Regions from separate parts of the Homo sapiens genome. Here region 1 is linked to region 2. A link is an interaction called in ENCODE POLR2A ChIA-PET data of the cell type or tissue named here. Cell type or tissue: PC-9. All regions are shown on one strand. Links, peaks and the distances in the headings refer to the core of each region. The heading gives the core; the rest is flanking DNA. Region 1 overlaps ZNF207 (zinc finger protein 207). Region 2 overlaps PSMD11 (proteasome 26S subunit, non-ATPase 11).

The links. Peaks named below come from ENCODE experiments on the same cell type or tissue, not always from the same donor. Only the 100,000 strongest peaks of a DNase experiment are listed, where the experiment ranks them.
Region 1: POLR2A ChIA-PET joins it to region 2 with 5 read pairs; 7 of 35 experiments call an interaction of 5 or more read pairs at or near these places.

Annotation. Positions count from the first base shown.
Region 1 is chr17:32,356,445-32,364,775 of GRCh38, forward strand. ZNF207 (zinc finger protein 207) reads left to right here. Exons shown (of 12, transcript NM_001098507.2): 3 at 2,059-2,197; 4 at 4,154-4,321; 5 at 4,448-4,523; 6 at 5,024-5,071; 7 at 6,470-6,540. Among named protein-coding and RNA genes, the nearest start is that of ZNF207, 10 kb to the left of the region's middle. RefSeq lists a silencer at 1,233-1,433. In PC-9, for the core only: no CTCF peak of the experiment used is centred there; no DNase peak of the experiment used is centred there; H3K27ac peaks cover 657 bases.
Region 2 is chr17:32,471,987-32,480,317 of GRCh38, forward strand. PSMD11 (proteasome 26S subunit, non-ATPase 11) reads left to right here. Exons shown (of 14, transcript NM_002815.4): 7 at 1,815-1,959; 8 at 2,778-2,838; 9 at 5,535-5,597; 10 at 7,265-7,390; 11 at 7,865-7,900; 12 at 8,160-8,211. Among named protein-coding and RNA genes, the nearest start is that of CDK5R1, 11 kb to the right of the region's middle. In PC-9, for the core only: no CTCF peak of the experiment used is centred there; no DNase peak of the experiment used is centred there.

The DNA.
Region 1 (8,331 bases), core at 307-8,306, 120 kb before region 2:
ATATAAGGAATAGCTTTTAACAATCAGATATTAAGATAATTTCTGAGTTTGATTTGCATGCCCCAGTTTCAAATCTTTAAGTGAGATACATTGCTAAGAAGAAAATACTTAGCTTTTTGTAGTTACTTTTCTGTTCGTACATGAAAATGTCTTAGGAGGAAAGAAAAAATGAGTATTATTTGGGCAAATATATCTAAGTCATTAGCCTAAATGAGTGCTTCTCAAACTTGAGCATGCATTAGCATTTCCAGAAAGGCTTGATAGTCTAGGCAAAATACTTTGACATCTACTTCAGCAAAATGGCTTGCTGAAGAAACCAAGACTGGCAGGGATATTACATTATTGGCAAAAGTTACCCAGATCTGAAGATTAGAAGCGCTTATGTAGCAAAACAATATAATGAAAAAAAATCCCAGATTTTCAGTGTGTTGCAATAAACATGTTAAAGTGCCTCAGGGCTGGGCATGGTGGCTCACCTCTGTAACCCAGCACTTTAGGACACTGAGGTGGGTGGATCCCTTGAGTTCAGGAGTTTGAGAGCAGCCTGGGGAACATAACAAAACTACCTCGCCACAGAAAATACAAAAATTAGCCAGGCATGGCGGCACGCACCTGTAGTCCCAGTTACTTGGGAGGCTGAGGTGGGAGGGTGGCTTGAGCTTGGGAGGCGGAGGTTGCAGTGAACTGAGATAATGGCACTGTACTCCTGCTTGGGTGGCAGAGTGAGACCCTGTCTTAAAAAAAAAAAAAAGTAAAATGCCTCACGTAACTCATTAGTTACAAGTGATACTGATTGCAAATGTAACTTTTCTAGTTTGTAACCAGAGGCTTGTCTCAAGATCTATACTTAGAAAATTTGCTATTCTAATTATTATTATTATTATTATTATTATTATTATTATTATTATTTTTTTTTTTTTTTGAGACAGAATCTCGCTCTCTTGCCCAGGCTAGAGTGCCGTGGCACGGTCTCGGCTCACTGTAACCTCTGCCTCCCGTGTTCAAGCGATTCTTCTGCCTCAGCCTCCTGAGTAGCTGGGATTACAGGCACGTGCCACCATGCCCGGCTAATTTTTGTATTTTTAGTAGAGATGGGGTTTCACCATGTTGGTCAGGCTGGTCTCGAACTCTTGACCTCGTGATCCGCCCGCCTCGGCCTCCCAAAGTGCTGGGATTACAGGCGTGAGCCGCCCCACCTGACTTTTTATTTTTTATTTATTTTTTTTGGAGACAGTCTCTCAGTATCTGCCCAGGCTGGAGTGCTCACTGCAACCTCTGCCTCCCAGGTTCAAGTGATTCTCATGCCTCAGCCTGTCGAGTGACTGGGATTATGGGTGTGCACCACCACGCCCTGCTAATTTTTTTTTTGTTTTTTTTGAGGGACTCTCCCTCTCACGCAGGCTGGATTGCAGTGGTGTGACCTCTGCTCACTTCAAGTGATTCTGCCTCCTCAGCCTCCCCAGTAGCTGGGATTACAGGCAGACCCCACCACACCCGACTAATTTTTTGTATTTTTAGTCGGGACAGGGTTTTGCCACGTTGGCCAGGCTGGTCTCAAACTCCTGACCTCAGGTGATCCACCCGTCTTGGCCTCCCAAGTGCTGGGATTACAGATGTGAGCCACCTCGCCTGGCTATATTCTAATTCTTAATATGAGGCTGTTTCATAATCTTTACTTAATTCACACTTGAAACATCCCTGATTTGGATAGGACTACTAGTTACTGCTAATAATTGAAGTAATCAAGATTATATGGTAAACTTGAAAGAATGTTTATTGAATGCTTACTGTATGTTAGACATCTCGCCAAGTGTTTTTTATATACAGTATTTAATCCTAAAAACAACTCTAGAAGTTAGCTATTATATAGGTGAAGTAAACTGAGGCTTAGAAGTTCACTGACATGCTTAATGTCACAGAGCTAGTGAATGGCAAAACTGGGAATTGGCTCTACATGGCCTCACTATAGAACATTTATTCTTTATACTAAGCAGTCTTTGATTAACTTGGAATTATTCTTAAAAAAGACTTTTATCTAATGGAAATTGTTGTTGTTAGGTACATAAAGAAACAATAGATGCCGTACCAAATGCAATACCTGGAAGAACAGACATAGAGTTGGAAATATATGGTATGGAAGGTATTCCAGAAAAAGACATGGATGAAAGACGACGACTTCTTGAACAGAAAACACAAGGTAAATATTGGGATAAGTTTTATTTTATTTATTTATTTTTTTTAATTTTTTTTTTTTTGAGACAGAGGCTTACTCTGTCCAGCCGAGGCTGGAGTACAGTGGTGTGATCTGGGCTCTCTGCATCTTCTGCCTCCGGGGTTTAAGTGATTGTTTGTTTGTTTTTTTCTTTTTTGAGGTGGAGTCTTGCTCTGTTGCCAGGCTGGAGTGCAGTAGCATGATCTCGGCTCATTGCACTGCAACCTCTGCTTCCCAGGTTCAAGCCATTCTCTTGACTTGGCCTCCTGAGTAGCTGGCACTACAGGCATGCACTACCACGCCCGGCTAGTTTTTGTGTTTTTAGTAGATACGGGGTTTTACCATGTTGGTCAGGCTGGTCTCGAACTCCAGACCCTAAGTGGTGATTTGCCCACTTTTGCCTCGCAAAGTGCTGGGATTACAGGCGCAAGCCACCACACCCAGCTGATTTTTGTTTGTTTTTGTTTTTGTTTTGAGATGGAGTCTCACTCTGTTGCCCAGGCTGGAGTGCAGAGGTGCGATCTCGGCTTACCACAACCTCCGCTTCCCAGGTTCAAGCAATTCTCCTGCCTCAGCCTTCGGAGTAGCTGGGATTAGAGGTGTGTGCCACCACACCTGGCTAATTTTTGTGTTTTTAGTAGAGACAGGGTTTCACCATGTTGGTCAGGCTGGTCTTGAACTCCTGACCTCGTGATCTGCCCGCCTCGGCCTCCCAAAGTGCTGGGATTACAGATGTGAGTCACCACACCTGGCCTAGTTTTTATATTTTTTAGTAGAAACGGGGTTTCACCATGTTGGTCAGGCTGGTCTCAAACTCCTGACCTCAAGCAATCTACCTGCTGAGGCCTCCCTAAGTGCTGGGATTACAGGTGTGAGCCACCATCTCTCTCCCCTTGTGATAATATTCTTTTTTCAGCCTCACTTAAGCCCAGAGTTAGTATTTTCAATTATAAATTTAATGGTAGGGTAGTTGGAGTGGCTCACACCTGTAATCCCAGCACTATGGGCAGGCAGTGCAGGAAAATTGCTTGAGCCCAGAAATTGGGAGACCAACCTAGGCAATAGAGAATGACACCCTGTCTTTACAAAAAAAAAATACAAAAATTAGCCGGGTGTGGTGGCACATGCCTATAGTCTAAGCTGAGGTGGGAGGATCTCTTGAGCCCAAGGGGTTGAGGCTTCAGTGAGCTGTGAATTCTCCAGTCTGGGCAACAGAGTGAGATCCTATTTAGATAAATCGATTGATTGATCACTTGATAGATAGATAAAATTGAATGGTAGATGATAGATTTATTTGGAATTTAAAATTTGAGCTCTGTTTTTGAAGACATACTTGATTTGTATATATGCAGTACCATTTGGATCATTCCATTTTCTTATATTATTATTCATAATTGAATTCCAAATAGAATTAGCAAGTGTTAAGGCATATGAAAATGAAGGACTCCTATAATTTCAGTGCTTTAGGTAGCTGAGGCCGTAGGATCACTTGAGGCCAAAAGTTCAAGACCTCACCTTTACCCCCCCCCCAAAAAAAAAAAAAAAAAGCCCAGTGTGGTGGCATGTGTCTGCAGTCCCAGCTACTTGGGAGACTGTGGCGGGAGGATCGCTTCAGCCCAGGAGTTTGAGAGTGCAGTGAGCTGCAGTCGTGCCACTGCTGTACAGCCTGCATCGCAGAGCAAGACTTTACTAAAAATTTAAAAGAAAAAATACTGATTTAGGATAATCATTTTACCTTTCATAGGACAGGGAAAGAACGTTAATCTTGTTTAATATAGGGCGAAAACACATTTGAAGAACATAGAGCAGTATTAATTGAATTTTTGGGGAAGAAAAATCTCATGAAGTAATTTTACCCATATATGTATTTTTAAATATTGAATGTTGTAAATAAACTTTCTTAGTTTTTACTCTATGGAAATAATTTTTTTTTTTTAACAGAAAGTCAAAAAAAGAAGCAACAAGATGATTCTGATGAATATGATGATGACGACTCTGCAGCCTCAACTTCATTTCAGCCACAGCCTGTTCAACCTCAGCAAGGTTATATTCCTCCAATGGCACAGCCAGGACTGCCACCAGTACCAGGAGCACCAGGAATGCCTCCAGGTAGCACATAGGATTGCTTAAAATCTAACATTTTTAGGACATTATTGATATTGTATCGAAGTATTACTTTCTTCCCTCTAACTCTTTAATATTTGTTATTATTTTGATTGAAATTCTTGCTTGTAGGCATACCTCCATTAATGCCAGGTGTTCCTCCTCTGATGCCAGGAATGCCACCAGTTATGCCAGGCATGCCACCTGGGTAAGAAAATTCTTTTAATTGCCCTGTAGGCTTGTGCCTAGTAATGATCTTTTTCAATTTGGATGTTATATGAATGAAATGTTACTTTCCATTTTTTGCTTCTAGAAGGTATGGGCTCTATATATCTTGTCTAATAAAGGGATCAACCAGTAAATTTAAGGAATATAAATTTGCCTCTGAGTAATAGATTTTTGGGTTTTAGGGTATATGTAAGCAACCATCTACTTCAATTGCATTTACTGTGATTAAAGTAGTTGGTTATTTATAGATTTGCGTTTCTGAGATTCAGAATTATCTGTGACACTTTGTAGTTGTGACAAGAAGCAGAGAAACTCTGTAAATGATTTATTTGTCAAAGCATCAAAACTAAAATGAATATGAGGTGCTTGTGCCCATCACTTTTACTTAAATATTGTTGGATGTGAGAGGTATACAATACACTTTCCCACTGTATTTTGAAAATCACAGTTAGATTTTGATTTTGTCATACATTTTCACAGATTGCATCATCAGAGAAAATACACCCAGTCATTTTGCGGTGAAAACATGTAAGCATCTCATTCATAATGTAATTCAGGAGGTATAATCATACTGTCATTTTTTTATGTGTGTGTTTAATGGTATCTATTCAGTTGACTTCAGAAATTTTCTAACCTTCCTCACTAAAACTTGCAAGCTAATTAACACAGGTCTCTTAAAGAAGGAAAATAAAACATCTTTTAGGAAACGGTAATAGACCCATATAAACATACTTCAAATGTGCAGTGATTTTCTCCAAACTATTGAAAGTAATGGGACCTGTTAATAAGGGTTAGTATTTAAGAAAGACTATATTCTATGAAATTACATGCTTTATTATTATAGGATGTAATGGAATTTTCTAATCTATTAATAGAAGTTAATCTTCTGATAAAAATTTTAAATCAAGAACTGAATTTACCCACAAAAATTTAAAAAATTTGAAAGAAAATTGACCAATTTATCATTTTTTAAGTGAATTGGACACTGATATTTGAAGGTGAGCTCTTTTAGGGGAAAAAATAAGTGGGTTGTGTTTTTAAGTCATGGTTTAGTGGTAGGTAGTTATTGTAAATAGGCCATCTGGTTTTACTTTTGAGTGTCTTTAATTTTGGTGGTAGTATTTCCTTTCTCTAAAAAAAAAAAGTGTGTGTGTGTGTGTGTGTGTGTGTATATGTATGTATTTGACACAGGGTCTCTTACTCTGTCGCCCAGACTACAGTGCAGTGGCGCAGTCACAGCTTACTGCAGCCTTGACCTCCTGGGCTCAAGTGATCCTCCCACCTCAGCCCTCTGAGTATCTGGGACTACAGGCGCACACTACTGCACCCAGCTAATGTTTAAAATTTTTGCTTTTTTAAAAAGTTATGGTCTCACTTTTTGCCCAGCCTGGTTTGAACTCCTGAGTTCAAGCAGTCCTTGAGCCTTGGCCTCTCAAAACTTCTGGGATTATAGGCATGAGCTGCTGCACCTAGCCAAATAAAAAATCTCATTTCACAGGGTACATTCATTCAATCTTTTTCTTTTCAAAATCCAACACAACTCTGAAATAGAGATTTCTTCTTTTTCTTTAATACTCTGTGGATATTTTCCAAGTGGAAAAAGTGGTGAATTTGCTTTCCCATTACACATATTTTAGATGAGGCCTCTTGTACATATTGAGAGTATATTTGTTCTCAAATGACTTTAAATGTTTTGTCAACATTTTTTTTTTATTGGTAAACCAAAGAGTTTGCTGGGTTTTAGACAATTTATTTTGATAGGATTGTTACAGTGTGTTGTGTGTTCTTTCAGCTTTGATTCATTTCAGTATTAGAGGTCAGATTCAAGTCTTCTATCTAGTGTTGTTTCAGGCTTTAGCCAGAATATTTTTTAATGGTTTATGCTGTTCATTAACTTACTGTTTCTTGAAATTTGCTTTCTAATAGAATGATGCCAATGGGTGGAATGATGCCACCTGGACCAGGAATACCACCTCTGATGCCTGGAATGCCACCAGGTATATGTTAGATAATTTCATTTTAATATGATGTACAGGCTTTATTTCTAAGTTTTTTTAGACGTCTGTGGGCATTAGTATAATGAAATTTAAAAATTTTTGAAAGTTGCAAGTTCCTGTGAGAAGTGTTATATGGACCCTTTTTTAAAAAATGTATTTTGGTAGATATCTCGGCTCACTGCAACCTCTGCCTCACAGGTTCAGGCGATTCTTCTGCCTCAGCCTCCTGAGTAGCTGGGATTACAGGCGCCTGCTACCACACCTGGCTAATTTTTGTGTATTTAGTAGAGACGGGGTTTTACCATGTTGACCAGGTTGGTCTTGAACTTCTGACCTCAGGTGATCCACCCACCTTGGCCTCCCAAAGTGCTGGGATTACAGGTGTGAGCCACCACGCCTGGCTGGCCCTTTCTTGAAGTTTGAAATAGATGATAGGTTTCAAAGCAGCCAAAGTGAGTCACGGCCTATGTGCTGAATCTCACATACTTAGAGCGCTTGTATTTGTTAGGAATGTTTTAGACAAGTAATAGAGAAATCCAACAAACTTTTTTTTTTTTTTTTTTTTTTTTTTTTGAGATGGAATCTCGCTCTGTCACCCAGGCTGGAGCATGATCTCGGCTCACTGCAACCTCTGCTTCCGGGGTTCAAGTGATTCTCCTGCCTCAGCCTCCCGAGTAGCTGGGAGTACAGGCGCCCACTACCACGCCTGGCTCATTTTTGTATTTTTAGTAGAGATGGGGTTTCGCCATGTCGGCCAGCTGGTCTCAAACTCCTGACCTCAGGTTATCCGCCTGCCTTGGCCTCCCGAAGTGCTGGGATTACAGGCGTGAGCCACTGTGCCCAGCCCCAACAAACTGTATTAAACGGTGTAGGCATTCATTGTCTCAGTCAACAAAAAAGTGGTAGATTCAGTGGCTCAATGATATTTATTAACCCATGCTTTTTTTGACTTTGCTCACCTTAGCTTTTTTTCCTCAGAAATGTCATTTGGTTATAAGACAGCTCAGACAAGAAGGGGTGTCGGTTGTAGTGCACTCTCCATTTTCTTTTCTTCTTTTTTTTTTTTGAGACAGGGTGTTGGTCTGATACTCGTGCTGATGTGCCGTGGCACGATCATAGCTCACTGCAGCCGCAGCCTCCCAAAGTGCTGGGATTACAGGTGTGAGTGAGCCTCAGCACCTGGCCTCCTTTTTCTTCTATTTGGAACCAAAATAACTTTCCCAGAAGCTCTTTAGCTCCTTACGTATTATGCTGTGAGGGAACCTGGGAAATTAAGTATATAGAATTTGGCCTATAAAGCAGGAAATACAGCACAAGGAAAGGGATTTGGTTGGCCAGCAAGATGTGCCACACGAGGCTATTAGTTGTTTTTTTTTCTTTTTTTTTTTTTTGAGATGGAGTTTTGCTCTGTTGCCCAGGCTGGAGAGCAGTGGTGTGATTTCAGCTCACCACAACATCCGCCTCCTGGGTTCAAGCGATTTTCTCCTGCCTCAGCCTCCTGAGTAGCTGGGATTACAGGAGTGTGCCACCCCACCCGACAAATTGTTGTATTTTTAATAGAGATGGGGTTTCACCATGTTGGTCAGGCTGGTCTCGAACTCCTGATCTCGTGATCCATCTGCCTCGGCCTCCCAAAGTGCTGGGATTATAGTCGTGAGCCACTGTGCCCGGCCCTAGCCTGCGTTTTATGTTGGTGTGTTTGCAATCCATAGCATATTTAGAGTACTGAAATGATAGTTGATGTAAATGGACACAGGAAAAATAAAGCATCAACAAACTATGAATAATTGC
Region 2 (8,331 bases), core at 286-8,285:
TCAGTCTCATGAGTAAGTAGCTGGGGCTACAGGCATGTGCCACCACGCCTGGCTAATTTTTTGTAGAGATGGGGTTTCACCCTGTTGCCTAGGCTGGTCTTGAGCTCCTAGGTTCAGGTGATCCACCTGCCTTGGCCTCCCAAAGTGTTGAGATTACAGATGTGAGCCACTGTGCCTGGCAGAGCAGGTTCTTTATCCTTTCCTGACCTCATCAGTAGGTTGGTGGAGTTGACGTAGAGTTTTTTTTTTTTTTTGAGACAGTGTCTTGCTCTGTTGCCCAGGCTGGAGTGCAGTGACGTGACCTCGGCTCACTGCAACCTCTACCTCCTGGATTCAAGTGATTCTCCTGCCTCAGCCACCTGAGTAGCTGGGATTACAGGCATGTACCACCAAGGCCGGCTAATTTTTGTATTTTTAGTAGAGATGGCGTTTTGCCTTGTTGGCCAAGCTGATCTCGATCTCCTGACCCTCAAGTGATCTGGCTGCCTTGGCCTCCCAAAGTGCTGGGATTATAGACGTTAGAGTTTACAGACGTGAGCCACTGTGCCTGACCTCTTTTTTTTTTTTTTAAGACGGAGTCTCACTCTGTCGCCCAAGTTGGAGTGCTGTGGCGTGATCTCAGCTCACTGCAACCTCCACCTCCTGGGTTCAAGAGATTCTCCTGCCTCAGCCTCCCAAGTAGCTGGGATTACAGGTGCCCGCCACCATGCCTGGCTGGTTTAGTATTTTTAGTAGAGACAGGTTTTTACCATGTTGGCCAGGCTGGTCTTGAAATCCTGACCTCAGATGACCCTCCTGCTTCTGCCTCCCAAAGTGCTGGGATTACAGGCATGAGCCACCATGCCCGGCCTTTTTCTTTTTTTTTTTTTTTTTTAAGAGACAAGGTCGGCTGGGTGTGGTGGCTCACACCTGTAATCCCAGCACTTTGGGAAGCCGAGGCGGGTGGATCACTTGAGGTCAGGAGTTCAAGACTAGCCTGGCGAACATACGGTGAAACCAGTCTCTACTAAAAATACAAAAAATTAGCCGGGCGTGGTAGTGGGTGCCTGTAATCCCAGCTACTTGGGAGGCTGAGGCAGGAGAATTGCTTGAACCCACGAGGCGGAGGTTGCCGTGAGCTGAGATTGCGCCATTGCACTCCAGCCTCAGTGACAGAGTGAGACTCGGCTCAAAAAAAAAAATAAAGAGACAACATCTAACTCTGTTACTTAGGCTCAAACTCTTGGGCTCAAGCTATCCTCCTGCCTCAGCCTCTCAAAAGTGCCGAGATTACAGGAGTGAACCCCTGCACCTGGCTTTTTTTTTTTGAGACGGAAGTTTGCCCTTGTTGCCCAGGCTGGAGTGCAGTGGCGCAATCTCGGCTCACCGCAACCTCCGCTTCCTGGGTTGAAGTGATTCTCCTTCCTCAGCCTCCCGAGTAGCAGGGATTACAGGCATGCGCTACCACACCCAGCTAATTTTTTTTGTAATTTTAGTAGAGATGGGATTTGTCCATGTTGGTCAGTCTGATCTTGAGCTCCTGACCTCAGGTGATCCGCCTGCCTCAGCCTCCCAAAGTGCTGGGATTATAGGCGTGAGCTGAAACCGTGCCCAGCATTTTTTTTTTTTTCAAGAGATGGGGTCTTACTATGTTACTCAGGCTTGTCTCGAACTCCTGGGCTCACATGATCCTCCCATCTCAGCCTCCCAAAGTGTGGATTTACAGGTGTGAGCCACCGTGCCCATTTAGGTAGATGTCTAAGCTGCCTCCCAGCTCTGATCTTTTATGGCTCTATTATTTTATATGTTCTTATTCCTTTCTTTTCAATGCCCAGGTATTATCCATGCAGCAGAAGAGAAGGACTGGAAAACTGCGTACTCATACTTCTATGAGGCATTTGAGGGTTATGACTCCATCGACAGCCCCAAGGCCATCACATCTCTGAAGTACATGTTGCTGTGCAAAATCATGCTCAACACGTAGGTGCACCTTAACTCTGGACTACAAGAACTCAGATCCTTCAGCAAGTCTGTTTGCCATGGCAGAGATGGCCTGAGCAGGGAGTTTGGCCAGTTACAGAAACAGCAGCAGCTGCGGCCTCTAGGGCTGGCTAAGGTAGAGCGGGAGGATCAAAAGTGGTCCAGAAAACTTTCGCTTGCTAGTCTTTCAGAATCAGGCAGACATTTTAGAAATCCCCTTCCCAGCTCCTCTTGGAGAATTCTCCTCATCCTTTAAATATTCTGTCCTCATAGGTGCAGAGCACAGGACAGAGGGTCAGGAAATAGCTTACAGATCAGCCAGTAACAGCCAACTGAGCCACCCAGAATGAGGAAGGAAGGGTTAAGGAGAGGTTTGAAAAAGTGGACAACAAAAGTATGACAGACCTACTTATAAAGAAGTCTACAGAATTATTCAATTCTTTTGGGAATAAATGAAATATTGACTAAGAACTCTCTCTGGATCTTTGGATTACATAAGGGCTATGTTTTAATAATACCTGTTACACTGGGATTTGACTTAAACTTATAGTTCTGCTTGTTGTGTCTATTGCTTTTGGTAGGTTCAGTTCAGCTTTCTAACATTGGAGTTTTTCTACTCTTCAGGCTGAGCTGTGACCCAGAGTGGAGAAAACCTAGCTTTTGCAATGTGATGGGCATATGGGTTTAGGGGTTGGGCTGATTGTCTGTGTGGGCAGAGTCTTTATTACAATGGAATTCTGTTAAAAAGAAATTTGCCCAAACCTTCCTTTAGAAGCATAACATCTGCAGCAATTGACCAAGTATGTCTTTTTTTCTAGCCCAGAAGATGTCCAGGCTTTGGTGAGCGGGAAGCTTGCACTTCGGTATGCAGGGAGGCAGGTAGGGACTCCCTTGACTGCAGTTCTGCTCACTCTGAGACCAGCATGTTTTCAGAGTCACAACGTTTGATGAGACCAGCACTCTTCAGATCTTCATACTACTCTCTTCCTTCTGCCCCACTCACTTCCTTCCCTTAAGCCCATTCAGTGTGTTTCCCAGACTGTTAAATTCTTGGCCTGGAAAGTCAGCGTTTGGTGCTCTTATGGACATCACGTTGTTTGAGGGACTTAGGGAACTGAACTGTAGCATTTGCAGTGAGTTAGTTTGCATTTGGCTTTGACCAGAAGATTTATCTACCACGAGTCTGAGTTGTGAATTTAACATAGGCAGGGTATGAAATCTTAGATTCTCCAGGTTAGGAGCCTGGTAAGGTCTGGTGCATATGTGCTTTAGAGAGGTCTGATTGCTTGGTGCAGAAACTAGGTTTTGAGATTTACTTCTGTGCTTCTCAGATCAGTACCTTTCTACTCGTGCTTTGAATTTTGGGTGTGGTGCAAAAAGAGGCCCTTTTTTTTTTTTTGTTACCTTAATGCCCAAGTAGGTATGAGTGTGACTTCTGAGAGCAGACAGTTAGGACCTACGCAAAGATGACGTCTAGACTGTCTCCTCTTTGTATTTTGCTTGATTATCACTAGTAAAGTAAGTGTAATCTTTCTGGATTTCAACTGCAGTGGTCTCTAAACACAGACTGATTGGCTGTCTATATAATCTCACTGTATCTCTGGAGGAGTGGCCACATAGATGATTTCTTCCCTCTCTACAAGTGGCCCTAATTGGCTTTTTTTTTTTTTTTGAGTTGGAGTCTCATTCTTTCATTCAGGCTGGAGTGCAGTGGCGTATCTCGGCTCACTGCATCCTCCTCCTCCCAGTTTGAAGTGATTCTCCTGTCTCAGCCTCCCGAGTAGCTGGGATTACAGGCATCCGCCACTATGCCCGGCTAATTTTTTGTAGTAGAGACAGGGTTTTGCCATCTTGGCCAGGCTGTCCCAAACTCCTAACCTCAAGTGATCCGCCCACCTCAACCTCCAAAAGTGCTGGGATTGTAGGTGTGAGCCACTGCATCCAGCCACGCATCTTCCAGTATAGTAATAACCGGTACTCTTGAGGTCAAAACCAGGAGCTGACCTGAAACTTTTGCTGATAAAAAGCCAATTAGGGGCTGGACGTGGTGGCTCATGCCTGTAATCCCAGCACTTTGGGCGGCTGAGGTGGGCGGATCACTTGAGGTCAGCAGTTTGAGAGCAGCCTGGCCAATGTGGCAAAATCCCAGCTCTATTAAAAATACAAAAATTAGCCGGGCATGGTAGTGCATTGGTGGCTGTAATCCCAGCTACTCAGGAGGCTGAGGCAGGAGAATCACTTCAAACGGGGAGTGGAAGTTGCAGTAAGCCAAGATAGCACCACTGTACTCTAACCTGGGCGACAGAGTGAGACTCTGTCTTAAAAAATAATAAATAAGAAAGATGCACTACTCTCACTATAACTAGAGTTGAGGAGACAGGCTCAGGGACATCCAAGTGTTCAGGGCAAGGTCAGGTAGCTAATCAATGGTGGAGCTAGACTTTGAATTAGGGTCATTGGCTCTAAGTTCCAGGCTTTTCTCATTTTGACACTTTTTTCTGTCTATAGGACAAATGCTGGAGACAAACACACTAATGATTAGCCTTGCACCATGTAGTCTACTGTATAAGACACACTGTTCTTATATAAGCATGTAGGCTGATAAAAGAGCAGCTTCTCTTAGTCCCTTGCGCCTTTGATGTTAGCTTTTAAGCAGGAGATAGGCTAATCTCCCAGAAAGATGAGTGTTGCAGATTTTTTGCTGAGTGGAGACTTAATAGCTTGGTCAGGTGCCTTTTTTAACCATGTTAGAAGTTGTTCTCAACTATTGATTATACCTTCATCACTCTGTGGGGTCTTAACATTTGGTGTAATATGTTAATGCCGCAACCTTTTTTTGAGACGGATTCTTTTTCTATCACCCAGCTGCAGTGCAGTGGCATGATCTTGGCTCACTGCAACCTCTGCCTCCTGGGTTCTAGCAATTCTCCTGCCTCAGCCTCCCAAGTAGCTGGGATTACAGGCGTCCACCACTATGCCCGGCTAAGTAGAGAAGGGAGTTTCACCATGTTGGCCAGGCTGGTCTCGAACTCCTGAACCTCAAGTGATCTGCCCACCTCGGCCTCCCAAAGTGGTGGGATTACAGGTGTGAGCCACTGTGCCTGGCCTTGATGCCTCAGTGTTAATGAGGTAGACCTTGTTCAGTGCCTTGTTCCAAACCTAGCAGAATGAATCTTGATAAAGCACAGATATAATAGGGTCTAAGGGCAAGAAGGAGTTTGGGTGGATGTGGCGATAACAAGCCTTGGAGGAAGGGAGAAGAAATCACAGTTCTCTTGTCATTTTTCCTTTTAGCTTGTCATCTCTAGAGAATGCTATATTAGGGTCGGTCTGTTTGGAAAATTTCTGTTTCCTAGTATTATTAAGTCATTTCAGGTTTCAAAGGGAAACAGGTTGGCATATAGTGGTATTCAGTACTTGCGGCTCTTCTTCCCGGGCGTCTGAAGAAGAACGATGGTGGGGCGGGTTCTTCCTTTTGGCAGAAGTTGTGTGGACACAGCATACTGCTTATGAGACTTGGGTAAATGTTAGTGTGCAGAATAAATCGCTTTCATGGTTTGTCTCTTTATTCTCAGACAGAAGCATTAAAATGCGTGGCTCAGGCTAGCAAGAACAGATCACTGGCAGATTTTGAAAAGGTGAGTATGATATTGGGTTGGTATGGAATGTGAGTGGAAGAGAGGGACGTTTAAGTACTTCAAAACACACTTTTAAAAATAATTATAGTTTCAAAAGAAGTTGCAAATGATTCCATGTATCCTTCACCTAGGACAGTATTAAAACCAGGAAATAGTTAAGCACTTTGTACAATGAAACTTACTGAGTTGATATAAAATATATATTATTTATACATAATACCTTTCTATTTCAAAAGTTCTTTCTGTCCTTTTTTCACTTTGATTTTTCACAACACACCTATTTATTATCTGCATTTTATGGTTAAGGGAACTGGGATTCAGGAGGACACTCAAAGTCACACAGCATAGGGTCAGAGTTTGACTCTAGGCCTAGTGCTTGTTCCACATGACACAGTTGTAGGCATTCCTTCAGCTCCAGAAATGCCAGGTCTGCTCCTCTGTGGACAGAAGGGAAGTCTTGATGTGCGTACTTGGACCCAAAGAAACGTCCTCAGGGTGATGATCTAGGCTTTCTTTAACCCTGGTGCATTTTGCTCATTGTTTGGGAGTTTTGAAAAGGGAGAAAAGCCTGTCTGGGCATTAGGGTGAGAATTATATAGTCTTTCCTGAACCTCTCTCCTTTTAGTCTGAGTATAATGATCAACTTAATAAAAACAAAACCTAGATCCAGAGAGAAAAACTTAGTGTGGATGGAGACTAGACCATGTGGCTTTGACTGTCCCTGAGATTCACCATCTTCCTGGAGGGCTCTTGCCAATTCCTATTGCGTCTTACTTGGCATGATTCGCCTGCTTCCCTTAACACCTTGTAGCACAGCTGACATGAGGCTGGGATGTTGAGACCATTACTGATGGTCCAGTAAATCACACACATGAATACTTGGTCTAGATCATTTTATCCCAATGTCTGAGATGTTTGATGGGACACTTTTATTCCAAATAGTTCCTTGGAAGAAGGATTCTGTGATTAGATATTTGGGAAATACTAGGGCTAAACAAAATACTAGGGCTAATAATAATTAAAACACCTAATTTTGCTTAATCATTGCAGAGCCATGTTATGCTGATGGTCCTCATAAAACTCCCAAGAGCTAGTTGTGGAATTCAGCATTTCCTATTCTTTAACCTCAATGTTCTTTTTTTCCCCCCCATGGAGACCCTATTTATTCTGTAGAATACATGCTGAGAAATGCTTGTGTAGCTAATTTGGTTCATGAGCTGAGTTGCTCTTGGGGCTTACATGGTTTGAGCTGTTCACCTGAAGCCTGCAGACAGAAAGATGGTCCCTAGGGTGACTCCACCTTTTTGTTCTATTTTGTATTTTTTTTTTCTCTTAGAGACTACCATAAAATAGCATTTTTAAAAATTTATTTTTAGAGATGGAGGCTCTCTGTGTTGCCCAAGCTGGACTTGAACTCTTGGGCTCCAGCAGTCCTCCCACATGAGCCTCCCGAGTGACTGGGACTCCAGGTGCGTGCCACCAAGCCAAACTTCCCTTTCAGTTCTTGACATTCCTTTTCTGCTTTGTATCATGCATCTCCCCAGATCTCCCCTAACTTCATTCAACCATGTAGTTTTATAAGGGCCAGCAGACTATCTAGGAAGCAGGAGTAGCATGACTTTAAAGTGATTCTCTGTGCCAATCTCTGCAACTGGTTCCTTTGGCAGGCTCTGACAGATTACCGGGCAGAGCTCCGGGATGACCCAATCATCAGCACACACTTGGCCAAGTTGTATGATAACTTACTAGAACAGAATCTGATCCGAGTCATTGAGCCTTTTTCCAGAGTACAGGTGAGAACCCTCTGGGGACTCCATTTCTGGCCAGGCATTCTCACTGTAGCCACCTCCCTTCCACACCTGTCCAGAATGGGAACTCACTTCTAGGGGTGTGCCTGGTGGGCAAGAGGCCACCAAGAGCTTGGGCCTCTGTTGATAAAATGAACAAAAATCGAGGAGAGAGATGCTGTGGGTAGAGGCATGTGGGTTGCCCCTGCATGTGTTCTGAGCAGTTTCCTCCTCGCTTTTAGTCACTGCATGTGTTGTACCTGTTTTCTGTATTGGGTGTGTGGGATAAGAGTCTGTTTATTGTGTGTAGCAGTGAAGGGCAGGCAGATGGGCAGAGAACAAGAGACTTAAGCACGGCCAAGGAGGGTCTTACATTAGAATTTTGAGAAATACAGCAGTTCTCCCCCTGTTCCCTCCCTTCTCTTATTGGAGGCAAAAGTAAAACTTTCAGTGTTGGTGTCTCTCTGCCTTTCCTTTTAGATTGAACACATATCTAGTCTCATCAAACTCTCCAAGGTAAGGAGTCTTAAGGCCATCTGCAGGGAGGAATGGGACGGGGTGGCGAGGAGGGGTGGCACATGCACCTGATTGGCCTCATTGGAAAGCTCCCCAGCTTCTCAGTGGGGAATGGGCAGTGTGGACTAGAGTAGGAGTTGCATTGTTGCTATTTTGTTTTCAGTCCATTTGGCCTAAGACCCCTCCAACAAAGCTACTGTGTCAGGGTGATCTCTGACTAGTGGATACTGGTCCCTTTAATCATGTGCTTTGATTTTAGGCCGACGTGGAAAGGAAATTATCACAGATGATTCTTGACAAGAAATTTCATGGTAAGTAACAGTCACACAGGCAAGGGGGCTGGTGGTGGTGATGAGATGGTTGAAGAAGTTTATTTTCAAAGAAGATGTTCTATTTGTTTCCCCCGATGGTTCACCCTGGGGTCCTGGCCC